Linked DNA regions of Homo sapiens: regions 2, 3, 4, 5, 6 and 7 are each linked to region 1. Evidence: chromatin loops called from intact Hi-C (ENCODE). Cell type or tissue: K562. All regions are shown on one strand. Region 1 holds the start of LOC102723935 (a long non-coding RNA gene). Region 2 has its middle 39 kb from the start of CCSAP. Region 3 has its middle 68 kb from the start of URB2. Region 4 overlaps NUP133-DT (NUP133 divergent transcript). Region 5 overlaps NUP133 (nucleoporin 133). Region 6 overlaps NUP133 (nucleoporin 133). Region 7 has its middle 120 kb from the start of PGBD5.

What was found. Peaks named below come from ENCODE experiments on the same cell type or tissue, not always from the same donor. Only the 100,000 strongest peaks of a DNase experiment are listed, where the experiment ranks them.
Region 2: it touches region 1 in a loop (2.6-fold over the local background); 2 of 110 quality-filtered maps call a loop at or near these places.
Region 3: it touches region 1 in a loop (2.8-fold over the local background); 2 of 110 quality-filtered maps call a loop at or near these places.
Region 4: a loop joins it to region 1, with 7 times the contacts of the local background. A loop is called at or near these places in 60 of 110 quality-filtered maps.
Region 5: a loop joins it to region 1, with 10 times the contacts of the local background. A loop is called at or near these places in 103 of 110 quality-filtered maps.
Region 6: a loop joins it to region 1, with 9 times the contacts of the local background. A loop is called at or near these places in 25 of 110 quality-filtered maps.
Region 7: it touches region 1 in a loop (14-fold over the local background); 23 of 110 quality-filtered maps call a loop at or near these places.

The regions. Positions count from the first base shown.
Region 1 is chr1:229,255,742-229,259,741 of GRCh38, forward strand. It overlaps RAB4A-AS1 (RAB4A antisense RNA 1), which reads right to left. Exons shown (of 2, transcript NR_149313.1): 2 at 1,151-3,379. It overlaps LOC102723935 (a long non-coding RNA gene), which reads right to left and starts at 957. Exons shown (of 3, transcript XR_426935.4): 1 at 546-957. It overlaps LOC124904540 (a long non-coding RNA gene), which reads left to right. Exons shown (of 2, transcript XR_007066924.1): 2 at 2,338-2,539. In K562, a CTCF peak has its summit at 2,475 (motif pointing right); a DNase peak (open chromatin) is centred at 2,440; H3K27me3 peaks cover 337 bases.
Region 2 is chr1:229,380,536-229,384,535 of GRCh38, forward strand. It overlaps the pseudogene RNU6-180P. Among named protein-coding and RNA genes, the nearest start is that of CCSAP, 39 kb to the left of the region's middle. RefSeq lists an enhancer at 606-1,213. In K562, no CTCF peak of the experiment used is centred here; no DNase peak of the experiment used is centred here; H3K27me3 peaks cover 2,700 bases.
Region 3 is chr1:229,692,626-229,696,625 of GRCh38, forward strand. No RefSeq gene overlaps it. Among named protein-coding and RNA genes, the nearest start is that of URB2, 68 kb to the left of the region's middle. RefSeq lists an enhancer at 2,287-2,788. In K562, no CTCF peak of the experiment used is centred here; no DNase peak of the experiment used is centred here; H3K27me3 peaks cover 3,830 bases.
Region 4 is chr1:229,512,452-229,516,451 of GRCh38, forward strand. It overlaps NUP133-DT (NUP133 divergent transcript), which reads left to right. Exons shown (of 3, transcript NR_110630.1): 3 at 1,527-1,636. Among named protein-coding and RNA genes, the nearest start is that of NUP133-DT, 6.0 kb to the left of the region's middle. In K562, a CTCF peak has its summit at 2,414 (motif pointing left); a DNase peak (open chromatin) is centred at 2,410.
Region 5 is chr1:229,480,219-229,484,218 of GRCh38, forward strand. It overlaps NUP133 (nucleoporin 133), which reads right to left. Exons shown (of 26, transcript NM_018230.3): 12 at 3,836-3,927. Among named protein-coding and RNA genes, the nearest start is that of NUP133, 26 kb to the right of the region's middle. In K562, a CTCF peak has its summit at 1,940 (motif pointing left); a DNase peak (open chromatin) is centred at 1,983.
Region 6 is chr1:229,451,012-229,455,011 of GRCh38, forward strand. It overlaps NUP133 (nucleoporin 133), which reads right to left. Exons shown (of 26, transcript NM_018230.3): 22 at 1,514-1,632. Among named protein-coding and RNA genes, the nearest start is that of ACTA1, 19 kb to the left of the region's middle. In K562, a CTCF peak has its summit at 2,406 (motif pointing left); no DNase peak of the experiment used is centred here.
Region 7 is chr1:230,308,471-230,312,470 of GRCh38, forward strand. No RefSeq gene overlaps it. Among named protein-coding and RNA genes, the nearest start is that of PGBD5, 120 kb to the right of the region's middle. In K562, a CTCF peak has its summit at 2,296 (motif pointing left); a DNase peak (open chromatin) is centred at 2,291; H3K27me3 peaks cover 2,265 bases.

The DNA of each region.
Region 1 (4,000 bases):
GGGTGTGGGGGAGATGAGGCAGGTGCTGAATCGGCCAGATTTCAGCTCTGAGCTTCTCCTTATCTCTAAAATGGAATCATAAAATCCACTCCTTGCAGAGTTCTTCTAAGAATTAGGAAGAAAGTGTGAAAAGTGTCTGCCATGTAGAAGACATTCCATGTGATGATAAGGTTATTGTTATTAAAAGTAAGTTGGAGTCAGATCATGGTGTGCTAAAGAAGTTTTTTATCCTATGGACAGTGGGGGTCACAGAAGGATTCAAACAGGGAATTACACAATTTGATTCACGTTTGACAGAGCTCTCTGTGGATCCAATTGGTACTTAACCTTGGAGCCCCTTGAAATTCTATCTAGAATATTCTGTGTAAATGCATATGTGTACTTTACTCAGGAAGAGTCCCTAGTTTTCATTAGGCCACAGTGAGCCTGTGACTCCATACAGGTTGAGAATCACTGACAAGAGAAAAAATACATTGGGCATGGTGAGGTGGGCAGGAAGGGGAGGTGGAAAGAATGAGGAGATGCCATATTGTAAAAATACTCACCAGACCTGTGAAGACGACCACATGGAGAGGAACTGCAGCCTCCTGCCGACAGCCAGGTGGGTGAGCCATCTGGGAAGTGGGTCCTCCAGCCCCAGTCTAAACCTCAGGTGACTGTAGTCTCACAAGAGACTCCAAGTGAGAAGCACCCAATTAAGTTGCCCTTGACTCCTGATCCACGGAGACCGTGTGAAAGAATAAGCTAATCATTTGAAGCTACTAAGTTTTGGGGTTCATTATAGAGCAATAGACAACTGATACATTCCTTTAAGTGTTACCACAACTCCATTTCTGGGCATCACTGCCTTTGGCTCATTTGAGAGTCAAGTTTTCATGAGAAGCTTCTTTGTAACATTTCCACTCACAGACCCTGGCAAACTGACTTCAGAGTCTAGCTTTTTTTTTTTTTTTTTTGAGATGGAGTCTCGCTCTGTTGCCCAGGCTGGAGTGCAATGGCGCGATCTTGGCTCACTGCAATCTCTGCCTCCCAGGTTCAAGTGATTCTTCTGCTTCAGCCACCCAAGAAGCTAGGATTACAGGCACCCACCACCACACCTGGCTAATTTTTTTTTTTTTTTTTGTATTTCTAGTAGAGATGGGATTTCACCATGTTGGCCAGGTCAAACTCCTGACCTCAGGTGATCCACCCACCTCAGCCTCCCAAAGTGCTGAGATTACAGGCATGAGCCACTGTGCCCAGCCAGAGCCTAGCTTGTAATCACTCCGCTCTACTACCTCCCACCTTCCTTTCTTTGTGTAATAAGATTGCAGTACACAGTGCTGTACAATAAACAAAATATTTTTATACACATAGTCACACTTCATCCTCACAGGGATCCTGAGGCAGGAGAACAGTTACTTTTGTATTTCTCCATTTTGCAGTTTATAAAACTGAGGCTCAGAAAAATTGAACTTCTTTGCCCAAGGTCATTCAGGTACTAAGTGGTAGCTGGGACTCAAAGCAGTTCTTCCAACTCAAATCCCCATTTCTTTCTGTATTCGTCTGCTTGGGCTGCCATCACAAAGCAGCATAAACCGGGAGGCTTAAGCAACAAACATATCTCATCTCACAGTTCTGGACGCTGAAGTCCAAAATCAAGGCATCAGCAGGATTAGAACTTTCTGAGGGGTTGAGAGAGACTCTATTCCATGTCCCGCTCCTGGCTTCTGGGGGCTGCTGGCAATCCTTGCGCATTCCTCGGTCTGCAGGTGCATCAGTCCAGTGTCTGTCTCCATTGTCACATGGCATTCTCTCCTTGTGTGTCTCTCTCCTCCTCTTTTTTTGTTTTGTTTTGTTTTGTTTTTGTTTTGTTTTTTTGAGTCAGGGTCTCCCTTGTTGCCCAGACTGGAGTGCATTGATATGATCATAGCTCACTGCAGCCTCGGACTCCTGGGCTCAAGCCATCCTCCCACTAGCCTTCCAAGTAGGTGAGACTACAGCTGCGTGCCACCATGTCTGGCTAATTTTTAAATTTTTAGTAGAGATGGGGTCTCGATATGTTGCCCAGCAAATCCTGGGCTCAAGCGATCCTCCCGCCTCAGCCTCCCAAATCGCTGGGATTACAGGTGTGAGCCACTGCACCCAGCCTCTCCTCCTCTTATAAGAACACAGTCATACTGGATTAAGGGCTTGCCCTAATGACCTCACCTTAGTTTCATAGTTACATCTGCAAAGACCCTTTTTCCAAATAAGTCTGCATTCACAGGTATTGGGGCTTAGGACTTTAACGTATCTTTTGGTGGGGGATACAGTACAACCCACAGCATTTTCATAACTCATATTTTCCCTTAACAGACAATCTTTAGAGCATCGTTGGACTGTGCCTAAACTGCAAATTCTTGGAATCACCCTGCTGGTGCTGGCCTTGTCACAAAGCACAGCCTGGGAAAGGAGCATTCCAGAAGAGTATGTCAGTGAACCCACCAGGGGGCACTATGTGACCAGAAAATAACCCCAAAACACCAGCGGTTGCATTAAATTCCATTCTGTTAATGAATATTGTTTCTTAACTTTATTTCTTAAATCAGCAACTTCACATTTGATAAAGAGTCAAGGATTTCCTGATACTCGAATCACAGATTTCTGAGCAGCTTTAAAACTCATTGTTCCCCTATATGTAGCAGTGGATTGCTAGTAGCCCTACCAGGTCCTTGAATTGCTCTGGAATGCCAGGTGGAGCTAAATTGAGGGGTCAGGAACTCCTCATTGGATGTGAGATTCAAGTGAGACCATATATCTAAAAATAAGTTGAAGAGCAGGATAGCCAATCTCTGCAGGATTGGGGTCAATCTATCTCTGGGAAGTAATGTTCAACTCTAAGCAAAGCTGCACAAGAAGAGAAATCTGCATTCGGCACTGCTTCCTGGCTGGCCCCACTGCTCCTCCCTTCCTTCCTGTTCAGACACATGTCCCACAAACTTGCCCCCAAACCCCATTGCCTACCAGGTCCCAAAGAGGCCCCAAGTTCCAAAGCCACTTCCCCCACAAGCACAATTTCCAGTTTCCTTAAAGTCAGCAGTAAGGAAAGGCCTCTCCTTAACTGAAACAAAACGTGAAATTCTTTTGGGCAAATCAAGAAGGGATCTGGAAGGAAAACCCACAGGGCAGCCTCAGTATCAGCAGTCCCTGAGTCCCGCCCCTGGGTGGTGAATCTGTTCCTTGGGATTCTGGCATTTCGCCTTAACACAGAAGGCGCTCTTCTGGGCTGATTAAAAGGCTCGGCATATTCTCTCCATGGTTATCCTTACTGTGTGCTTATAGGTGGTGCCAGCACTCATTCATTCATTCCACAGATGTTTGTTGGGCACCTAAAATGTGCCTGACACTGGGACAGATGCTACAGGAGAAAAAAAAAAAAAGAAAGCTCAAGTCTCTCCCCTCAAAGATTTTACATTATCAGCTCAGAGAGCTCCAAACTCCTTGCCCAGCCAATACCCAACAATTCCTACAGAATGGGGGCAGGGGGAGTAAATTTTTAAAAGAAACTGAACAGATAATGTTTTAAGGAGGAAATCAACCATCTCAACAGAGAGGATCGAGGAAAAGTTCTGAGTCGAGCTCCTCCCTAAGAAAGGAGGGAGAGGGCCGGGTGCAGTGGCTCACGCCTGTAATCCCAGCACTTTGGGAGGCTGAGATGGGAGGATCGCCTGAGGTCAGGAGTTCGAGACCAGCCTGGCCAACGTGGTGAAACCCTGTCTCTACTAAAAATGCAAAAATTAGCTGGGCGTGGTGGTGGGTGCCTGTAATCCCAGCTACTCGGGAGGCTGAGGTAGGAGAATTGCTTGAAGCCAGGAGACAGAGGTTGCAGTGAGCCGAGATCGCACCACTGCACTCCAGCCTGGGCAACAGAGCAAGACTCCATCGCAAAAAAAAAAAAAAAAGAAAAGAAAGAAAGAAAGGAGAGAGAATGCAGGAGGGAGAGTGAGACTCGGGAAAGAACAGGGGAAGTTGACAACCA
Region 2 (4,000 bases), 120 kb after region 1:
GCAGGCAGAAAAACACAACCTTCATGGAAGAAAAATCTTTCTTGAAGGGTGAAATTTCTCACTTGGCAAGAGAAATGACTATATGAAGCCAAGGTGATTTGTTTGCTAATTGCACTCTCTTTCTAGGGTTTCAGCAGCCACCAGGTGTGAATGTCAAGGGAACCACACCATCTGCTCGATAATTCTCTGGGGGACCTGTGATTAGATCGGTATATGACATGTCATCCACGTTTTACAAGCACAGGATAGAGTGTGTGTGCACCGTAGGGGCGTCACAAGACAATGCCCTACCAGGGGCTAGGCAGGAGCAGAGCCTGCCGTGCTAAAACGCATTTCTTTGCAGTGTTGAAGGTGGATCTGTTGGGAGACTTTGCCACCCGCCACCTCAGAGGACATCAATGCTGCATCCTGGGTTAGCATCCAGGGTCCTGCCTGCTAGCTCTGCAGGGGCCGCCGCCTTGCCGCCCGCATCCTGCATGAGTGACTTCTCTTTGCCGAATGCTGGAGGTGCAAGGGATGTTCATGAAGGGCCCTCCCCATCTCGTCCCTGCATCAGGCCCTTCTGAGTTGTTTTTTCCTTTAGGCAGCATTCCCTGTAGGCCTTCCTTATCCCAAGATCTGAAGTGCTAATTGTCAGAGCCATCCTAGGAAGCACATCTCCCAATTCCAGGAGTCAGGAGGCCAAGACCTGGGGCTGCAGCAGCAGCACAAGCCCACCAACCTTAGCAACCTAGGCTCTGCCGGGGATGGGACGGACACTTCTGTTCCCTGGAGCCAACATTCACCAACATTCATCCACTTGAGAGTCATCCGGGACTTGGATAATCTGCAAGGTCCAGGTGTCCTGCCCTAGCTGCTGACTGGGTGGGAGCCCGGGAATCTGCATGTTCCCATCCCCCGCAGGGGACTCCAATGAGGCGGCCTGAGGCCCAGTCATCAGGAAACACCACTCTCACTGGGCTGACACACACATTAAGCAGCAGGTGGGGGAAAAGAGCTTCTAGCATATCAGGCAGCACTTTCGCCACCACATTCTGGATCAAAATAGACACCATCTCTCTCCCGACATTTATCAGGTCCCTCCCTGCCCCATGCATTAAAGGATGGTTCAAACCAGAGTGGTTTTTTTTCCAAAAAGGAATTAATATTGGTATTTTTAATTGGATTACATTAGAGTTATATTTTAACTCTAACTTTAAATATAGAGTTATATTTTAACTGGGAGCATGGGTAACTATAAAACTGTTGTTTTTCTAAGAACAGGTCATACATTTGTTTTTTAAAAATTTTTTTAGAAGAGGGTCTCACTCTGTCACCCAGGCTGGAGTGCCCCTCTGTGACAGCCTGCCCAAGGGTGCCAGTGCCAGGCTAACTCCAGCCCTTCTGGCCCACCCAGAAAAGGTTACTAGAATGCGAGTCAGAATGGCATTAATAGAGGGACCACCTTAACCCATCAGACACAGGCTCAATCATTAGCAGATGGTTTATTATTACTATTAATCACTTTGGATTGTTTACTATTAGGGCAACAAACTACATGCAATCCAGCTATTCAGGGCACCTTGACCTGGCCAGAGGGCGTGGAATTCCTCCCCACCCCCAGGGATGGGTACAATGACAGGTTGGCAAGTACGATGGGGCAGACAGTGGAGTGGGCGGCTGGAGGGAGGAGGAGGAGATGCTCAGAGAGCAAAAGGATACAAGTTCAAAGCAGAGTTTTGCCTCAAGCAGGGCTCAGAAATGTGTACCTGCAGAACTGGGACAGGTCACCGGGGGATTAAGAGAGAATCAAGCGTCAGTTACAACTTCCCTGAGCGCAGCCTGGTGCCTCGTGACTGAGGCCTGCTGGCCTCGGCCTGAATGCTGACCCTTCCCCTGGTGTCAGGAAGCAGAGGGGTTTTCATGGGGCCATACACCCCCAGCACCAGCAAGGGGACCCCCAGGGAGCCACTGCCCATCTCAGCGTGTGAATGGGGAGTCGGGGCTGAAGGCTCTCGTAGGCCTTTCCAGCTTTAACGTTGTGTGATTCTGGGTCAGAGAGATTTTTTATATATATATATATATATATATATATATATATATATATACATAAAATTTTTTATTTTTTATTTTTTTTATTTTTATTTTTTATTTTTGAGACAGGGTCTCACTCTCACCCAGACTGGAGTTCAGGGGTGTAATCACAACTCACAGCAGCCTCAACCTCCGGGCTCAGGTGATCGTACCCACTCGGTTTCCCGAGTAGCTGGGACCACAGGCAGGCAGCACCACACCCAGATAATTATTGTATTTTTTGCAGAGATAGGCTTTCGCCATGTTGCCCAGTCTGGTCTTGAACTCCTGGGCTCAAGTGATCCACTCCCTTTGGCCTCCCAAAGTGCTGAGATTACAGGCATGAGCCACTGCATCCAGCTGAAATTTAATATTTGTCAATTATTTTCACTCAAGGCCTAGGGGTAATTATAGGATAAGGGTGACTCCCCAGCAAAAATCAAAGTATCAGGCAAGTAAAACGGAATGATTTACCCTCAGAGTTCAGCATCAGGCAACATTGTGCTAGTGGAAAATTTTTTTAAAGAAATCTGTCTTGGAGTGCTCACTTCGGCAGCACGTATACTAAAATTGGAACTATACAGAGAAGATTAGCATGACCTTCCAAAAAAGAATAAACAAATAAATCTGTCTGCAAAAGCAAATCAGATGGGAAATGTGGCCTCAATCATTCATGAGAGACTGAATGAAAGACTGCCCAGGAGGGAACCTCTAGGACCCACCTTGCCAGTGCTTGACATAGTAGGTGCTCAATAAGTTTGCTTTTTGAGACAGGGTCTTGCTCTGTTGCCCCGGCTGGAGTGCAGTGGCACCATCACAGCTTACTGCAGGCTTGACCTCCTGGGCTCAAGTGATACTCCCACTTCTTAACCTCCTGAGTAGCTGGAACTACAGGCACATTCCACCACACCTGGCTAATTTTTTTCTTTTCTTTTTTTCTTTTTCTTTTTTTTGTTTTTGAGACGGAGTTTCGCTCTTCTTGCCCAGGCTGGAGTGCAATGGCGCAATCTCAGCTCACTGCAACCTCCGCCTCCTGGGTATAAGCAATTCTCCTGCCTCAGCCTCCTAAGTAGCTGGGTTTATAGGCGCCTGCCACCATGCCTGGCTAATTTTTTTGTATTTTTAGTAGAGACAGGGTTTCGCCATGTTGGCCAGGCTAGTCTCAAACTCCTGACCTCAGGTGATCCGCCCGCTTTGGCCTCCCAAAGTGCTGGGATTATAGGCATGAGCCACCGTGCCTGGCCTCTAATTTTTGTATTTTCTGTAGAGATGGGATTTCACTATGTTGCCCAGACTGGTCTCAGTAAGTGTTGTTTTTTTTTTTAAGTACATGGACATACATAAAATATACCTAAACTAAACTACTGTGTTCATCAGAGATTGCTAGTTGCCATCCAAAACCATTCTCCTTTCTTCCATCTTCATTGAACCCCCACTTTTTATTTGAGCATATGCACCCCGAGAATAAAAATTACTTTTCTTAGTCACCTTTGAAGTAACATATGGTCGTATGACCAAGTTCTGACTAATGAGATGTAAGTGGCAGTATCCCATGGCAGCTTCCAAAAGTTTTCCATAAAAGACAGCCACTCCTGTCTTTTCCCTTCCTCCTTCCTTCTGGCTAGAGTGTTTGTGTGATGACTGGACCTGTGCAACCGTATTGGACCAGGAGGCAACCATATGAATTGGGATCACGCACAGCAACATAGAAGAATCCCGGGTGTCTGAGGACTCTGTGGAGTAGACTCACAATTCTTGCCCTGGACTACCTACTGCCAGACTTTTATAGGGAGGAGAAATACATTTATATCTTGTCACTAACAGTGTCTCTTACTCACAGCCGCATCTAATCCAAACTGAGGTACCATGCCATTAGGGATTACAATATCCCTAATCATCTGACACTTTTCCAATAAAACACAAATAAATTTACCCCTGGCCATAAGAT
Region 3 (4,000 bases), 440 kb after region 1:
TCCCAGGTTCAAGCAATTCTCATGTCTCAGCCTCCCAAGTAGCTGGGACTACAGGCATGCACCACCATGCCCAGCTAATTTTTAAATTTTTAGTAGAGACAGGGTTTCGCCATGTTGGCCAGGCTGGTCTTGAACTCCTGACCTCAGGTGATCCACCCACCTTGGCCTCCCAAAGTGCTGGGATTACAGGCGTGAGCCGCCACACCCAGCCTATTATTTATTATTCTAACCTGTGTTCCAACACACTTCAATGACCTGCTTGTTGAATGGCTTTCAGAAGGGAGGCTTTGCCTTTCTTCCTGGGATAGAGTCATCTGAGTTTGTCTTGGCTCAGTTCTAAGTGACTGGTCTCTTTACCTGTCATCCCCATTGCCAGCTTAGATCTAGGCAGCATCCCATGAGACTCAATCCTTCCTGGAATCAGATGAGTGGACAGTGGGGTGGGCCCTGCCAGCCCAGCCAAACAGTCAGATCCTCTCCCTGAGGATCTGGAATAGGGATGCTTCCAGTTCCGGGGACTGACTTGATTAGCTATAGGTTCCAAGTACAGTTATGTAGAGTCAAGTTTCATGGTGAGGCTTACTTAGACAAAGCAATAAGCAAACTGAAGTTGTGAAGGAGCAGAAACCCTGAACAGCAAGGGGAAGCCAGCCCATAGGGAGGATATGGGAGCAGGTGTACAGAGAGAAGCCAAGATGAGAGATGATGTGGCTTGAGAAACGGTTGCCATTCATTCTCTGGTTCCCTGGAGACCCAGCTGCACTTCCTACAGCTGGGTTCTGTTACATCGCTCTGTGTCTTGTACAATAAACCTTTTGCTTGAGCTGGCTTGCGTGGGTTTCTGATCCTTCAACAAAAACTTCCTGTGATTCTAGCAGTCCCAAATCGATTTCTCCCCAGATCTTTCAGCTGACATGATTTCTTCCCCTTTTGTTACCTAGTCTATGAGAATGAAGGAGATTCTGTCGGCATCAGTGATTTTCTTTTTCCAGCTATTGCAAAGGTATTTTACATTTGCTAGGGGTTAGAGGCAATGACTCGGTACTTTCTCCAACACAGGGGGAGCAGATTCATCGGTGAAGTCAATGATGGCCACTTACAAGCAGTTCCACATAAGCAGTGTATTGTAACACAGAAGTATTGAATAATTGAAAGCATAACCATACTAATAGGATCTTTGCCTGGCTACATGATAGCCATGAGAAATATCAGACCACGAGCCAGGGAGACAAGGTGCATAGTTCCAACCTTGCCTCTAATTGGCTGCGTGATTAAAGGCATCAGGGGCGTTCAGTGCACCTTGGGGTTTCAGCGGCCTCCTCCCCTTGCTCACAGGCTCAAATGAGACAAGGTATATGAAAGCAGTTTGAAAAGGTACAGAGTGCCTTACCCTGAGATATGTGAAGGACTATATTTAGTTACTGGGAGCTGGAAGGGCCTAATGTCTTTCCCACATGTCCTATCAAAGACACATGTGCAGGACAGCTGGTGAATACAGATCGGTGAAGTGCTGACCCTGGCTGTGCTTTGGAATCACAGTGGTGCTTTACAGACCCAGAGGGGCCGCCTTACCCAGTCTCTCTGAATCTGAAGCTTCTTGAGCAATGCTTGGCAGCCAGGGCTGAGAATCTCTTCTGCTGCCCTGTCTCCAAGTTAGGCGCCGAACTCTGGGAGTCAGCAGGCCTATGTTGGCTTCTGACGCTTGGATGTCCCGCCCAGCCCCTGGAGGTCAGAGCCCAGTGAAGAGACAGCAGGAGCCAGAGCCCCAAGCTGAGCACAGACACTTACTCATCCTCCCCCTCGCTGGCCACACTAATGGGAATAGTTGGGAGAGAAACTCTTCAGTGCTAACAGGCTGCAGCTGCTGTTGTGGCAGCAGCCAGGTGGTGAGTCGGCACAGTCGATGCCTGGCTTAATTTGCAGCAGGAAGCGGGGCTGGGGACAGTCTGCTTCCTCTGCCTCTCTTTGTCCCCAGCAGAGCCCTGCCTCCTGGTGAGCGGTGCAGCTGGGAGAGGTAATTGGATTTGATGAACATCTAGCTCTATGGAGACAGAACACTTTAGGTTTTCCCATGAAGGTCAAAGGCAGGCCAGATAGTTTTAAGATTTGACCTCTGGCATCTGAAAAGACAAATAATGGAATTTTTTTTTTTTTTTAGTGAGTTTGTGGTTGAAATTTTGGCTATTTCAAATGGGTAGGAGGGTACACAAAATGACTGAATTTAACCCCTGAGAATAAATTCTGGACTGATCTAGAATCTTCTGGAGAATGGCCTGGCCCTTCCCACCTCTCTAGCCTCATGTCTTACACCTCACGGATACACTGGCATCTTCCAGGCACGGGCCCACCCCACACTTCCACTTCTGGAAATGTGTTTTTTTCTCTGTATAGGTTGACTTTATCCTAACTACCCATTTTGCTGGGCCAACCCCTGTATATCCTTCCAAACTCAGTTTGAGACACTTTTCCAGGCAGGTGCTCTGCCTCCTCCCTGTGTGAATTTGCATCATAGAAGATCCTGTGTGCAGCTTGCTTGGATCCCTTCTGCCATGCACTGCTGCAGAGGGGGCAAATACTGAGCCGCTCCAAGTCACATTCTCTTTGCATCTAAGATGGGACTAGTAATACCCATCCCTTAATGATGTGGCAAGGATGAAGTTGACTCATTTGTACCCAGTGTTTAAAATGCCATCTGATAGTTAGTAAATGTTTGAATAATTGAAAGCATAACCATACTAATAGGATCTTTGCCTGGCTACATGATAGCCATGAGAAATATCAGACCACGAGCCAGGGAGACAAGGTGCATAGTTCCAATCAACAAGTGATTGCTACTGTTCCTCTTCTGGGATGACAGGTTTCCACATCTGCCTCCGGGGACTAGCTCAGGCCCTGCACTTAGTGTGGGTCCAGTAAGGGTCTGACAAGGACTACTTGAGGGAGAAAGAACCTGATAAGTTTCTTAAAATCATCAATAATTATAATCCGTTTTTTTGAGCTGATTGTCATTTCTGCCCAATTATTAGGCAGTGCTGTAATGTATGCAAACATAACATTTACATAATACTTTCTGTGTAAGTGGCATGTTCTAAGTAGAGTAACTTAATATAGTAACCCTATGAGCAAGTCTTATTAACTTTAATTTCATCATTTGCAGTTTGCAAATGAGGAGCAGCCTGGTTCCGGAACTGGTGGCTCTGATCGCTACACCACAGTGTAGTTGCTAGAAATGCAATGAAAGCTCATCCGAGTGAAAAAGGCCCAGCCAAGCTCAGGCCCCTGGAGGCCAGAATGGAGTGGGCTTTGGTCTTGGATGGGAAGCACGTCTGTCAGAGAAGGCAGCACAGTTCAGGAAAATACCCCTGGCCAACATTCTCAGATGAAGCCCCTCAAAACAAGCAGCTTAGGAAGCTCACAGGGCAGAGGAACAAGTGTGCGGGTGGACAGGGCTGGGCAGGGAGAACAGAGCCTTAGTGCCCTCCCCTGGAGGAGGCACAGAACCTCCCCACATGGTCCTCCCTTAGCCTCAGTCACCAGCTGAGAGAACAGCCTCTTAAAATTGCACCCTCTGCCTGCCTTTGTCTCCCATTTTGTGACCCTGAGAAGTCAGGCATCTCTCTCACAGTGTCAGTGTGGCTTTAGAAACGCTGTTTTGTGTCCTTGTTGTTGTGTGCACTTTTTGTGGACACCTATGCCCTGGAAGGTGCCCCAGTCGCATGTTGTATTAACTGCGTCTTTTTATTTTCTGTATTCTGATGCTTTGCTGTTTTAGGGCCTTGCTGTCTTGGCGGGAGTCCCCCCTCCCAGGGCTAATTACTAGAGAAAGTCAAGGGCTGGCCTGAGAGCGCACCTTTCATATGCAAACCAACCAATCTAGAATGCCTACCAGCGACACTTCCTCTATTGCACTTACACTCCTGACCAGGCCATGATTCCCTGCCCTCATCACCCCAGGGCCAGGTAGCAAACAACTAGGCACAGTCCCTATACCCCAGAGCTT
Region 4 (4,000 bases), 260 kb after region 1:
GTCCCAGCTACTTGGGAGGCTGAGGCAGGAGAATCACTTGAACCTGGGAGGCGGAGGTTGCAGTGAGCTGATATTGTGCCACTGTACTCCAGCCTGAGTGACAGAGTGAGACTCCATCTCAAAAAGTAAATAGGCTGGGTGCAGTGGCTAACGCCCGTAATCCCAGCACTTTGGGAGACTGAGGTGGGTGGATCACAAGGTCAGGAGTTCAAGACCAGCCTGACCAACATGGTGAAACCCTGTCTCTACTAAAAATACAAAAATTAGCCAGGCACAGTAGCTCACGTCTGTAATCCTAGCACTTTGGGAGGCCGAGGCGGGCAGATCACGAGGTCAGGAGTTCGAGACCAGCCTGGCCAATATGGTGAAACCCCATCTCTACTAAAAATACAGGAAGTAGCGGGGCGTGGTGGTGCGTGCCTGTAGTCCCAGCCACTCGGGAGGCTGAGGCAGAAGAATCACTTGAATCCAGGAGGCGGAGGTTGCAGTGAGCTGAGATTGCACCACTGCACTCCAGCCTGGGCCACAGAGTGAGACTCCGTCTCCAAAAAAAAAAAAAGAAAGAAAAAAATACAAAAATTAGCTGGGCATGGTGGGTGCACGCCTGTAATCCCAGCTACGCAGGAGGCTGAGGCAGGAGAATCGCTTGAACCCAGGAGGCAGAGGATGCAGTGAGCCGAGATTGGCCACTGCACTCCAGCCTGGGCAACAGGGCAGAAAAAAAAAAATAAAATAGTAGCAGTTCATATTGAAAAGGCTATGGGGAAACAAGCACTGCTTACATATCTATCTGGTGGGACTGTAAAAGTACAATCTTTTAAGAGGACAATTTCTATTAAAAAGCCTTATAATTACTTGGCAATTTCACCTTAGAAATTTATGTGAAAAAGTCAAATAACAAAGACAGTATTGTTTATAATAGTGAAGGAGGTAGAAAGTAACATAGATGGCCAACTATAGATTTATAGTGCATCCACATTATGGAAAACCGAAAAAAAATACAAAGGTCCTGAGTCTGAAAAAAAAAGCATTATGAAAAGCTATATTTAAAAGAATACATATGGATGTGAGTAATGAACACTTAACAATGTAGGAAAATATTCATGCAAATTTTCTAAAAAGCAGTTTGGTTAAAAATAGTATGTGCAGAGAATTAGGTCAAAGTTGCAGTTATGTAAGATGCGGAAGTCTAGAGATCTAATGTACAGCATAAGGATTATAGTTAACAACATTGTATTATATCCTGAAAATTTGCTGAGAGGAGATTTTATAGACTCTTTCCTCAAAAAAACCGAAAAAAGGTAACTATGGAAGATGAAGGATAGGATAATTTGCTTGACTGTAGTTTACTGTGCATATACATATCAACATCATGTACACCTTAAATATATAGAATAAAAAATAGTGTGTGCAGTGATACGGTTCAGGACCTACCACCCCAAAATGTGGCACCTTGGCATTTGAGAACACAGTAGAAGCAGGAAGATCATTCTCTGACCTTCTTCCACCCTTCTCCCCTAAAACAGGTCTTAAGACCCTCATTTGAGAGATGCCTTCCCTGTACCTGGAGGAAAGAAACATCTTTATCTCTGAAGACACAGGGCCACAGAGAAGAGTCTGAACAAACAGGCTTTACCAATTTCCCCCAGTTGTTACCGTTAGATCAGACCTTTGTCCAGTCATATCCTTCCACAAGTTGTCCACTCATCAACCCTAAGCATAAAAATGCACAAGTTTCCTTGTTTGTTTGGGTCTTCATTTCCAAGGGCTCCTATGTCATGTTAAACTTTTAAATAAATTTGCATGCTTTTCTCTTGTGAATCTGGTTTTTGTTATAAGGGCCTTAGCCATGAACCTAAGATGGTAAGGGTTTCTTTTCCCCTACATGCAATATAAGTGGATTTAAATTTTATTAAAATAAATAGAAAAATACCTCCCCAGTGTAGACATGTGTGTATGTGTGAGGCGCCCAGGCAACTTGTGGTTCCACTTGGAGACGAGCCTCTCCTCTGTACGTCCTTCCCAAAATATCACCTTTGCAGTTAAGATCAAACTTTGATTTATGTGGGACTAACTAACAACTGCAGTCGACAATAGGAAAGCAGCCAGAATGATTCCCTGCCGACGTGGTGGAATTATTAGACTCCCATTCTCACAGCATGGTAATTAAAGTGTTAAAATGGAGAGGCACAGGACCAAGGAAGAACGCATCCAGAAATTACCCGCACCCAGTCATTTTCAGGGCACTCATCTAATCCTGTCAATGGAACTTTTTGAGATGGCTCTAAATTTCAGTGTGGTTTAGAAGTCCTTCAAGTAGTACGGAATTTTTTCACTGTCTCTGTCATCAGTGAGATTTCTGTCAGGCATCTCAGCTTGTAGGCCATGTAGTCTGTCACAACTCCTCCCCCTTGTGGCTGTAGGGTGAAAGCAGCCGCAGACAATTCCTAGAAGGAGTAGGCTGTTTATGGACACTGAAATTTGAATTTCATGTATTTTTAATGTGTCATGAGATATTCTCTCGATTTTTTTCCAACAATTTAAAACTGTAAAAACTATCCTTAGCCTGCAGGCTATACAAAAACAGCTGTTTGCCAATCCTTGCACTAGCTTTGTGAGGGAGGCACAGCTCGCACCCAGCACAGGACCTAGCAAAATCGAAGATGCTCAGTAAATGTTTATTGAATGAATTCAGTGGACAGATGACCAGAAAAACCCCATGATGCCTCAGAAATACACTCCAAAGGAACTTTTACAATGTAGTTTTCACATAGTTATTTCATTTATATTTGTTTTGTAACATTTGTACTGCTTTTCGCTTATTTACTTTTGAGACAAGGTCTCTGTCTCCCAGGCTGGAGTGCAGTGGTGCGATCTCAGCTCACTGCAACCTCTGCTTCCCAGGTTGAAGTGATTCTCCTGCCTCAGCCTCCTGAGTAGCTGGGATTACAGGCATGAGCCACCATGCCTGGCCGGGAATTCATCTTATTTTATAAAACTGCCAAAGTTATCAAAAATAAACTAAAACCAGGCCGGGCACGGTGGCTCACACCTGTAATCCCAGCACTTTGGGAGGCTGAGGCAGGCGGATCGCTTGAGCTCAGGAGTCGGAGATGAGCCTGGCCAACATGGTGAAACCCTGTCTCAACTAAAAATACAAAAAGCAGCCGGGCATGGTGGCGCACGCCTGTAGTCCCAGCTACTCCGGAGGCTGAGGCAGGAGAATCGCTTGAATCTGGGAGGCAGAGGTTGCAGTGGCCAAGATCGCGCCACTGCACTCCAGTCTGGGCAACAGAGTGAGACTCTGTCTCAAAGGAAAAAAAAAAAAGATGGATTCCCAAAATGGAGCCCTACTTTTATAAGAATGCATTTACAAGGGTTCGACCTACAATGGTTTAACTTGTGATTATTCTTCGGGAACCTGTCAGGCCCAGGGTCAGGGGAGACCTTGAACATACAGACAAGCCTGGGACGGTATATAACAAAATGCTGAGCTCAACAATGCGAAAATTTTCTTTTGAGTTTCTTCTTGCCTGAAACTGTGTATGTCATTAATGCTGAATTAATTCACAACTTGCCTACGCTTATTTCCTCCTCTGTGAAATGGGGAAGATAAATATTTGTCTAAATTACAGGCTTGTCAAAGTATCAAATGTAACATGCAAACACTCTGGAAACAAAAAAGTGATACCAGAACACAGTGTTACAACTACACCTCTTTATGATCCCTAGCTGCATTCTTGTTATTAATTTTCCCCTGCCTTCCCACTCCTTCAAAACTAGAAGCTCCTTGAGGGCAGAAACTGTGGCTTACTCATCTATCAACTTCACAGCACAGTTCCTTGTCCCTGATGTAGGTAGGAGATACTTATTTACTGCAGTGAAACAATTAAACAATATTTGTAAGTAGCAAACAAGTGATGACATTCAACAAACTTGGTAAGGAGGAATGAATGGAACTTTTAATTACAACATGTTTTTGGATATGTGTAATGTTAGT
Region 5 (4,000 bases), 220 kb after region 1:
GAAGTTAAGTCCTCTGCTAAGTCTGAGGGAAGTGGGAGGAGACTGGAAAAGGGCTGTCATGGTCCCTTGGTAGAACAGGAGACACAGCTGACTGGAGAAACGCAGAAAAACTCTTGAAAGCGTGAAAGGCCAGGGTGAAGCTGGTGACCCAGTCACGCTACAGGTTATGAAAATACAAAGGTGACTATGGCAAGATTTAATAAAAAATTACAGAAAAAGTTCCCCAAAACTCTCATGAACAAAAGATTTAGTGTTTTTTGGGCTAAATAAAATGAAAACCAAAATAACATAAAAATCAATTTCAAAGAAATGATGCTATAAAAACAGTAATATTACCTTAGCAAAAGATTAAACAGACAGTCACACTTAAAAGTGTTATCTACCAATTGTGACCCCAGGGGCCATCTGGCAATGTCTGACGATAACTTTGGGCATCACAAGTTGGGGGAAAGGGTGCTAATGGCATCTAGCAGGAAGTGGCTGGTGATGCTGTTAAACAGCTTACAATGCACCGCTGGAGTGCGGTGACGGGATCTCGGCTCACTACAACCTCCGCCACCTGGGTTCAAGCGATTCTCCTGCCTCAGTCTCCTGAGTAGCTGAGATTACAGGCATGTGCCACCACACCCAGCTATTTTTTTTTTTTTTTTTTTTTAAGAAGAGACAAGGTTTCACCATGTTGGTCAGGCTGGTCTCGAAGTCCTGATCTCAAATGATCTGCCTGCCTTGGCCTCCAAAGTACTGGGATTACAGGTGTGAACCATCACACCCGGCCTCAAATGACAATGTTAATGGGGTTGAGAAATCCAGCTTTAAAGGCACCACAATTCTGTTTGTAAGGAGTCTACATCTTTAAGAGAGCTAGCTGACACTCCCCCAGAAATCATCCCTTATTAAGTCCATAGTACTTCACCCATGTTGGGCAGGATGAGTTCAGCACAGCTGTGCTACAGGGCCCATGACACTGTTCCTGAGGGTACTGCTTGCTCAGGACTTAGATCAGGGGTCCCTTCTTGTGCCTAATAATTTTCCCCTGTAAAACATCTTAAGATGACTACACCAGGTTGAATAGTGTCTCCCACAAATTCATATCTACCCAGTGCCTCAAAATGCAACCTTATTTGGAAATAAGGTTTTTGCAGATACAATTTGTTAAATTATGATGAGTCTAAATCCAATGACTGATGTCCTTATAAGAAGGCCACGTGGGCTGGGCATGGTGGCTCACACCTGTAATCCCAGCACTCTGGGAGGCTGTGGTGGGTGGATCTTGAGTCCAGGAGTTTGAGCCCAGCCTGGCCAACATGGTGAAACCTCGTCTCTATTAAAAATTCAAAAAATTAGCCGGGCATGGCAGTGTGCACCTGCTGCTTGGGAGGCTGAGGCAGAAGAATTGCTTGAACCAGGGAGGCAGAGGTTGCAGTGAGCCGAGATCACACCACTGCACTCTGGCCTGGATGACAGAGTGAGACTCTGTCTCAAAAAAAAAAAAAAAGGCCATGTGAATGTGAGGACAGCTACGTGACAATGGAGGCAGAAACTGGAGTGACACATCTACAAACCAAGGATTGCTAGCAGCCACCCGGAGCTGAGAGAGGTGAAGACAGATCCTTTCTCAGAGCTTTCAGAGGGAGGGCCCTGCTCATGCCTCGCTCTCAGACTTCTGGCCTCCAGAACTGTGAGAGAAGACACTTGCGTTGTTTGAAGCTCCTGGCTTGTGGTGATTTGTTATGGCAGCCACAGGAAACAAATCTAATGACTGGTCACTTGCTGCATTATCATTTACATTTTGAGATGCCACAAATGTGACAGAATTTTAATTACAGGATAAACTTGTGAAAGATAAAAACACAGTACTTCAACTGAGATTTTTGAAGACTGAACCATGTAAAAGAACAAGATTAAAAGAATATAATTTTAAACAGAAACAAAAAACTTGCCTAATGGTGCCCCCTTCTGGTGACAAACTAAGCTCAGTAGATCACGAGGTACAGAATGTTAGAACTGTAAAAGCACTTTGGAATCTGTTGTCTCTGTGAGTGAGCCGCTATGCATCAGACACCAGTATGAGTGGGATTATGGAACCATGGGCTCAGAACTGGGGGAAATGAAGGTAGTACACTCAGTATATTCCTTCAAAACAAAGATCTGACGATAAACTAATGATCCTTTAGCCATGCTAACTCCCACCCCACTCAATACTTCGAAAAGGAAGAAACAGAAACACAATGGCAGAAATGTTCAGCATCTGTCCAAAGTTTCCCACAGCTAACAAGGGGCAGAGCAGGGGGGCTGGATCACCATTTTCCTGAGTATTTATTCAAATGTGAATTTGCCATACCTTTTAAGGAAAGTACCAGAATACATGAGCAGAATACATGTCTAAGATAAACTGAAATCTGCATTTGCCTTAAACCCAGAAGAGTATTAGAGCAGCAAGTGTGACCAAGTGAGGACAATCACTCCCCACCCCATACGCGCATCTGCTTAGGCACGCTCTCACTACAGCTGGACTTGCTCTGGCCAACAGGACACTAGCAAACGCCATCCAAGCAAAGACTTAAAGAGTGTGCACTGACACTTGTTCTCTTGCCACTCTAGAACCCTGTGATACATGAATAAGCCCAGGGCAGCCTGCTAGTTGAGGAGACATCACAGGAATAGAGAGCGAGCTGGCCAGCCTATGGCCCAGAAATGTGAGTACGGTAAAGAGCAGCCAGCCCAGCTGCAGACCAAAATGAGTGAGCCTACTCCGAAAAGTAAAACTGCCCCGAGTCCAGCCCCAACAGTCAAACTGCAGAATTGTCAGCTATGTTAAATGAGTCACTAAGGTTTGTGGTGATTTTGCGTAAAGCAAAACTCAACTAATAGGCCAGGTCTAATTCTTTTGCTTTTTTTGAGACAGGGACTTGATCTGTCACTCAGGCTAGAATGCAGTGGTGTGATTATGGCTCACAGTAGACTTGGCCTCCCGGGCTCATATGATCCTCCCAACTCAGCCTCTGAGTAGCTGGGACTAGAGGCGTGCATCACCATGCCCGGCTAATTATTTTTAAAATTTTTCTTTGTAGAGATGAGGTCTATGTTGTCCAGACTGGTCTCGAACTTCCGGGCTCAAGAGATCCTTCTGCCTCAGCCTCCCAAAGTGCTGGAATTACAGGTGTGAGCCACCACACCAGGCCATAATTCTTTAATATTACCAATAAAACTTTGCATGCGGCTGGAAGTGGTGGCTCACGCCTGTAATCCCAGCACTTTAGGAGTCAGCCTAAAATCAGGAGTTTGAGACTAGCCTGGCCAACATGGTGAAACTCCATCTCTACTAAAAATAAAAAAATTAGCTAGGTGTAGTGGTACACGCCTGCAGTCCCAGCTACTTGGGAGGCTGAGGCAGGAGAATCGCTTGAACCCGGGAGGCGGAGTTTGCAGTGAGCCAAGATCGCGCCACTGCACTCTAGCCTGGGCGACGGAGTGTCTCAAAAAAAAAAAAAAAAAAAAAAAAACTTTGTAAGCAACTTATTTGCACCTTAACGTTATACGTAAAAGACCCTTGCAAGATGTCTTCATGATCACCATTTTTAATGGTACATTGTTTTTCATGAAGTGGAGAGAGTATGTTAGAGCCCATGTTTTTTCCCTAACCTAGCTAGCTGGAACCCTCCCATGGCTACTAAGTTCAGAAGAACAGTTTATTAAAGTGCTAAAGCTCAAAAAAACATTCTCCTCTTGATAGCATCATTCCTCCAACTTGCTCCCACCAGTCAATAAGTAGCACATGTCAGTAAAACATATCCTCACACATAAAATAATCCATAATTTAAAAAACATGTTATACCTGCAGTATTGCAGAAAGGCAGCTTTCAGCAACTTGATTTTATCTTCCTGGGCTATAGTTTCATTCTTTGTAGTGGTCTCAAAAATCATACTCTGCAAAATAACAAAGTATAGTTTAGAGGTAAAGGCATCTGAATATTCTTAATTATTGGACTAAAAACTGCAC
Region 6 (4,000 bases), 200 kb after region 1:
CTGCACCTGGCCAGTTGTATTTTTATAGTAAAAACAGTCTCATATTTGGAAACTGTATTGCATCCACCTTAAAATAAACTGTCTTTTTAAAAAATGCATATTTTAGGCACGGCACAGTGGCTCATGTCTATAATCCCAGCTCTTTGGGAGGCCGAGGCAGGCAGATTCCTTGAGAACAGGAGTTCGAGACCAGCCTGGGCAACATGGAGAAACCTCGTCTCTACAAAAAGTATAAAAATTAGCTGGGTACAGTGGTGCACACCTGTGGTCCCAGCTACTCCAGAGGCTGAGGTAGGAGGGTCACCTGAGCTTGGGAGGTCAAGGCTGCAGTGAGCTGTGACAGGGCCACTGCACTCCAGCCTGACAGCCCGAGCAATACCAAGATCTTGTCTCTAAAAAAAAATTGAGACCTACAATAAAGTGTACAGTTGATCTATATTCACTTAATAAAAAAACACATCAACATGTTACCAACACTTATCCCTGGTTAGATTACAGCTGACTGCATACTCATTTCTGTATTCTTCAAATTTCCTGTAATTTTTATGGTCAGAAAAATACTTGCCTTATTAAAAATATCAATTTGAATTTTTCCCATCTTCCTTTCCCAAAAACTATAATTTCATTTTTTAAAAATTGTATGTGTAATCCTTTAATAGCAACAATACTCAGACCATTTCAGAAAAAAAGCTATCTGCTTGTGTTCATTGTCTTACAGCACTCAAAAGATAATAGTTTTATTTTGTTGTTCTTGAACATCCTTTTTACTCCACCATCTCTGAAATTGGACTGTGGTATTAAAATTAATAATGCATTAGAGTAAAATCGGCACTACTTTTTTCTTAGTGATACTCAATAGTGAGTTACAATAGAGAGTAACTTCCATTTCCAAATTAAATATATATTCTATCAGGAGAGGCTGTTGTAAATTCAGTTATAACAGGAAATCTGTTACTAATAATGGCTAAAATGCTAATGTATTTTAATTGTTTGCCTTTTCATATAGATAGAACACATTTAAGGTGATCCTACATCACTCTGGCAAAGAGATGCTTCTTCTCTAGACTGCAGTCCGTATTCTGGCTCTGCCCTCGGGGATGTGTTGGGTTGCAGAGGAAAGGGGTAAGGACAGAACTGCTAGACCATGTAAACTGAGTTCCTTAATCCATTTTTTCTTATAGAAGAGCTTGAAAAGTAATTTTGTGGGGGAAATAAAGTTATCTCATGGTACTTATTTGTCCTATACTAGAAAAGCAAAATATAAGTAATTTCTCCTGGTCACCTAGATAAAGCACCTTTAGGTGGAGGTGTATGGGGAGGCAGATGCTGATTAATTTTTCTCTAATTAGCTTTCTGTTCCCAAACAGCTTCAAACAACGTTTTTCTAGGGGAGTTTTCTGGAAGGTAGGCAGTAGAACAATAACTCCTCTTAGGAACTATACTACATGGCCCAACAAACACCAAAAAGGTTTTGAGTTTAAGAAATAGCGTTAAGGATTTGAAAAGCACATACACCAATGAGTTGTGGTGCAGTCAATACTGGCATCGCACTGAGATTTAGCTGTTTCTCCGCCAGCAGCTGTTCAGGTAGGGTCTCCTGATGCAGTAGAAAGCGCTCCTGCTCAGCCATTTCTAGTATTCAAGATGAGAGGGAGGGAAAGAGAATATGATGAAATTTGACTTTTGCTCTCATTTTTGCTGTCATAAAACAAATCTGAATTTTAAAAGAAAAAAATAGCTCCAGAGGTAAACCTATCTTTATTCAATGATCTCAGAATGCTTTTAATTCTTATTCTTGATTGCCGGTTATGTTTACAACATATCCATGGTTTGATCAAAGTCCTAAGAATTATCACAGCAACGAGAAATAGGAGGGAAGAGAACAAGTAAGGAAATACGTTCAATGCTTGAAGAAGTTGGAGAGCAGATAGCTATTTCATGAGGTATAAGCTTCCTAAGTGTGGAGATCTCTCCATCATATTTTATAATTCAGTAAAATTTTTCCCACTAGAATTTATAGTATATAGTTGGCCCTTGAATAACAAGGGGGATGGGCCACTAAGCTCCCGTGCTGTCAAAAATCCCAGCATAACTTTTTAAAGAGATGGGGTCTTGCTATGCTGCCCAGGCTGGTCTCAAACTCTTGGGCTTGAGTGATCCTCCTGTTCTAGCCTCCCAAAGTGTTGGGAGGGTAACTTTCGACTCCCCAAAAGCTTAACTGCTGCTGCCAGCTTCACAAATTTCCATTTTTTAAAAAATAATGGTCATTAAGCTAGACTAATTTATATTGAAATGGGGATAGCCAAAACTGCAGACCTCAGTCTGTGGTGCATATCAAGCAATTCCACTTCTTGTAATGTCACGACTTTCCTAGGCTTCTTGGGAGCATGTCTAGCATCACCTAGTGGCACTTCATATGAGTCTCAAGGTGTTATTTAAGGTTTATGGTATTGCATTAAACACAGGAAAAAATACTCGAGAACTATGAGAAATCACTTCTTACTGCAATAGGAAATTTACTTTTTGCTGCAATAGGCAATTTACTGGGGTGTAGACAAACTTCTCAAACAGAGATGATCAGAATCATTTTAACTGGATCATCACTTTAATTGGGGTTTTAATTGAATACTGTTAACACTTCAGCAAGCGGACACTTGCCCACAATAGCAATAGGAGGTGGCTATGAAATTATTACAGTAAGTACAGTATGTATTAGTTAATTCTGTGATTTAATGCTGCCTATTTACATTGTTTACATTTGCCTCCACTGTGAATGGTGCTATGTGAGGTCTGTGTTTGTGTGTTGATAAATTTTAACTTTTTATAACAGACCTGTGTATGTTCTATGGTAGTAAATGATAAAATAGACTACATATGTTTTATGTATTCATAACCTGTCTTTTTCTTAATTTTTTTTTGGTATATCTAGGCTACACAGTTATACATGGTGTATATCTATGAGTGTTTTCATGTTGTTGAAAATCTCCGAAATATATTGATTGAAAATAATCTGCATGTAAGTGGACCCATGCAGTTCAAGCTCATGTTGTTCAAGGGTCAACTGAGTTTCATTCGCAAATGGAAATGATGTAAAAGCTACCATGAGTCTATCAAGAAAAACAAGACCTGGAAGAATATACAGCACATCTCCTAGGCAGCAAGGGTTATCTCCATTGGATGAGGTAACAGGGGCTTCTGTTTGCCATAAACTCTCCAGGTTGCAGCCCATGACCTGACTCCGCCCCAGGGAATGTGCTGAGTTGCAGGAAAGGGTGAAAACTGCTAGGCAGCCTCATAAACACAGCATTCACAGCAAAACAGTGACCAAAACACAGATACTTTCGCTCAAATACTGGCAGCATTCCCCGTGATCCTGGTTTTGGAAAAATTAAATGGAACACTTTTGTCCATTTCTGTACCTAGAAAATCAGACTGGGAGGAAACCCACAAAACAGTACCAGTGGCTATCTCCGGGGAGGTAGGACTACAGACAACTTATTTTTCCTATTGAATTTTTTCTATAATTTACACATTTTCCATGAGGAATTATTTAACTACCAGAAGAGTTATTTTTAAAAAGTCTATCCCCTCCGATTAGACACATTGTGCTAACAGTCTGTAGAATCACTGAGACCTGCAAATGTTCCCATCGCGTTAAGAAATAAAAGCTAAGAAGTGATCAAATGCAAAGCAGGGAGAAAGAAGAAACAGGAAAGCCTTGGTTAAAATGCTTTGATTAACATGATCTACCTCTGGTGGCCAGGCTAAAATATGGCTTCCCCTCTTAGACTATCAGCCAGTCCTATAGAATATAAACACACTTTTTTTAGAACAGGCGCTACTAGTGCAAAAAATAAAAAGATTGAAGGAAGATTATCCCAAACAGTAAAAAATAATTTTAATAAAAGGGGCTAATACCTATAATTTATTGAGTACTTAATATATGCAAGCCATTTTTCCCAAGACAGTGTCCTCAATCCTTACAACTACCCTTGTTATA
Region 7 (4,000 bases), 1.1 Mb after region 1:
GCAAGTGTTCCTTATTACCAAAAGGAAGGATGGACCCTCCACAAAGAGGGGCAGCTGGTGGCACACACAGATTTAAGAGGAGAGGGATTTCTTAAGGTTTAAGTGATCTTGAACCCTGCAGGGCTAGGGGTGGGGAGGCGGGAGGAAGGAGGGATCCAGGACTGGCTCCCGAAATCTACTCTGCACCTCCCAGCAATCCCAGGCCCTAGAGGAGGTGCTTTCAGTGAGGACTCTAGTACCTGGGTACTCCAGTTCCTGATGTCTCACAAGGACCCTGGGAAGAAAGCTAGGCAGGTATTCTTAGGCCCACTGTATAGCAGGGGAAATGAGGCCCAGAAAGGCTGTTGACTCCTTTAGGGTGCAGAGCATGTGCGGTGAGGCTGAACCTGAACTCAGGGCTACAGATGCAGTCTTGAGCGTGCCACCTGCACGCCCAGGTCGTCCAGGTATCAAAAGGCAAGTGCGAAACCCTCGGGGCACCACGAAACACTGGGAGTCAGCACTGTGGCTTGACAAGGCCCCAGGCCGCCTGTGCTCCGTGCCCCATGGTTTCTTGGGCATGGCCAGAGTCACCAGAAGCGGTGCGGGTCCTCGGAGAGCCCTGCAGCCCCCAGCCCGGCTTTGCTTCTCGCCATCTCACAGCAGTCTGTGGGTGCCGCCAGTCTCCCGCACATGCCACCACATTGGCCAAGGAAAGGCTCGCAAGTGAGACATGAATTCCCCAATTAAGCTTGCTGGAATTGTGCCCCAAAATAAAGAAATTAATTAAAGTCTTTTTGCCAGCATCAACTGGGCCGGAGGTGGGCTTGGACGCCCCATCTTGGAGCTCACGCCTCCTTCTGAGAGCGCATCCTTAGCTCCCTGGCATCTTGTGCATTGGAGGCAATAAAGGTCCAAGGCAGGGAAGACCTCAGAAGCTTGGGTGGCTCCACTGTGTCCCTGCTGCCTGTTGGTGACCCACAGCGTCCTATGGGTCAGGGGAAGGCTAAGCTGTCCCGGGTCAGGAGGCACAACCTCCTTACCACCTTGACTGTGTCCCTGCAAGTTAACCAATGACACAGAACAATCCAGATGTTTGTTGGGTGTAGTGGCGGGAAGAGCCATTTGCTCCTAGATATTTTCCAAAAGAGAGACGAGTCACGTGGTCTGGGAGACGGTGTGATGCTGAGGAAACATGGGAGTTTTGGGTTCAAATACTTCTGGGTTCAAATCCTGACCGTCCTTTACTTAGGGAGGCGTGAGCGTGTTTGAGCGTCACTATTCTCATTTGTAAAATGGAGAGGAAGGCATAAGGGGTGAGAGACAGGGCTGCCCAGAAACCTTGCTCTAGGCCAGAGGTCCTCAACCTAGGCCTCGGGTGGAACCCAGGCACCCGCAGTGATTCCAACATAGAACAGCTGTGGACCAGACTGTGGTGGGTCCTCGGAGTCACCTGGCAGTCCCTCTTGTCAGACCTTGCTCCAATCTGGCCTCTCAGGGAGCGTGGCTACACCAGCCTGCTGCTCCCCACTCCCCGACACTCCCCAAATCCTGCTCTATGTTTTCCTTTTCCGTAACACTCGGTGTCCTTTAAAAGATTCTGCTGAGGCCGGGTGTGGTGGCATACGCCTATAATCCTAGCACTTTGGGAGGCCAAGGCGGGTGGATCACCTGAAGTCAGGAATTCGAGACCAGCTTGGTGAACATGGTGAAACCCTGTCTCTACTAAATATACAAAAATTAGCCAGGCGTGGTGGCACGTGCCTGTAATCCCAGCTACTCAGGAAGCTGAGGCAGGAGAATCCAGGAAGCTGAGGCAGGAGAATCACTTGAACCCGGGAGGTGGAGGTTGCAGTAAGTCGATATCGCGCCATTGCACTCCACCTGGGGGGACAAGAGCGAAACTGTCTTGAAAAAAAAAAAGATTCTGTGACCCTTTTTGTGTTTATGGTGCTCTCTCCTCCTGTGGAACGTAAGCTCCATGAAGGCAGGGGCCTCTGTGTTGGTGACTGTCCCCAGAAGTGCCCGGCCCCTAACAAGTACTGGTAAACACTGGCTGGAAGCCGAAATGTGGAATCAGCAAGCCCCTTTTCCATTCCTGTCCCCATCACTTTACGGTGCTATAGTCTCCATGACTTTGCTTATTGTTCTCTCCCCTTGCTCTGGACCAGCAGAGACCTCGTCTGTCTTATTTAGGGCAGTGTCCACAGTGCCTGGAACACTGTCCACTCCAAACTCCGAAGGCATTTGTTGAACGAATGCGCTATTGTGTGCAGGGGACGGAGGCTCATAAGGTGTCCTCTGCTGCCCTCTGCTGGGCAGCCATGGGAAAGGCTTCATCTCAAAGAAGGTGGACAGTCCGAAAAGGGGGAGGGTGAAAATTTGGTTTGGGAGCAGGTTGTTAATTACATATTTTTCGTTTTAACTCTGTTAAAATCAGACAAATCTGCCTACACCTTCCCACTCTCCTAGGCCCTTCTTCATTCCATCCATGCCAGGACAACAATCCTGGATTTTTATTTTTATTTTTTTTAATTAAGATAATTTTTAATTGATATCTAATAGATGTACATATAGTTTCAGGGCATCCTGGATTTTGAAGTATTCCATCCTGTTAACTCCATGAACACACTTATTCTCGCAGGCACTGGCTCTCCTTTTTGGGGTTGGACTCCCCTCTCCTGGTCTCTCGACGTTTGCTTTGCTGGAGGGTGAGTGTGAACAGAGCCGCTACCAGCATTGGGCCTCACTCAGGCCGCATAAGGTCAGACTGCTGCTAAGGGTTGGGGCGACTCAGGGAAGGACAGCTCTCCATCTTTTTCTAGTTCCTGGGACTGAGGAGAGTGTGAGAGGGGGACAGAGAGGGTGAATCAGCCACAGCCTAACTGGGAAATGCTTGGCACAGAAAAATCTCGTGTCCAGTTACCTTTGGCTTCTTCGGGATCGAGAGCCTCCTCCCTCCAGACTGGTTACTGTTCCTTTAGGCAGGTTTCTTTTTTAATTTTTAAGTTTTAGAGGCAGGGTCTCACTGTGTCTTATCTAGGCTGGAGTGCAGTGGCGTGACCATAGCTCACTGCAGCCTCGACTACCTGGGCTAAAGTGATCCTCTTGCTCCAGCCTCCCCAGGAATTGGAACCAGAAATTTTTAATGTGTATAGACTTCACATTCTCTTGCCTGGTACTGTCAGGGTGGTTTAACCTGGGCAGAATTTTCAGACTCATGTCTATTGGCCCAAGATCCTCCCAGTGACAAATCCCTGAGCTTTTTGGCTCTAAATCAGCTAGTGTCACGTGGGTTTGTTCCAAAAAACGAGTCTACTCATTCTGTAGAATAACATCCACACCTGACCTCTCTCTGGCCATGTCAGTCTCCCATAGCAATTACTTTTAAAATATTCTGCCCCAGAGACAGAACATGATTCATGTATCCCCATTTGTGGTTGGGAAAATACGGGCTTCATTCCTTGATTAATTTTTACATACTATTATCACTCTGGCCACATGAGATATTGCGTTTGTGTCTCTCCCACTATTTGACAGCCCTTGATGGCAAAGACTGTCCTTGCTTATACCCTTAGTGTTTAGCATAGTGCCTACTGATTTGGAAGAGCTCAATTAAAGTGTTTTGAATGAATGACTTAGTCCACTTGCCCTGTACTATTCTTCTGCTCAAACTAGAACATGTTTGTCTTTTTTTGTGTGTATTCCTGTGCATGTCCCCAAAGGCCCACAGCCCTGGGAGATGGTTCTGTTTTTTTGTTTGTTTGTTTTTGTTGTTGTTGTTATTGTTTCAAACAAACAGCGTCTTGTTTGGGCTAAAGTGATCCTGGGCTAAAGTGATCCTTCAGCCCAAGCTGAAGTGCAGTGGTGCAATCAGTGCTCACTGCAGCCTTGAATTTCTGGGCTTGAGCGATCCTCTGCCTCAGCCTCCCAAGTAACTGGGACTGCAGGCTGCAGGTGCATGCCACCATGCCCAGCTAATTTTTTTTTTTTTTTTTTTTTTGGAGACGAAGTCTTGCTC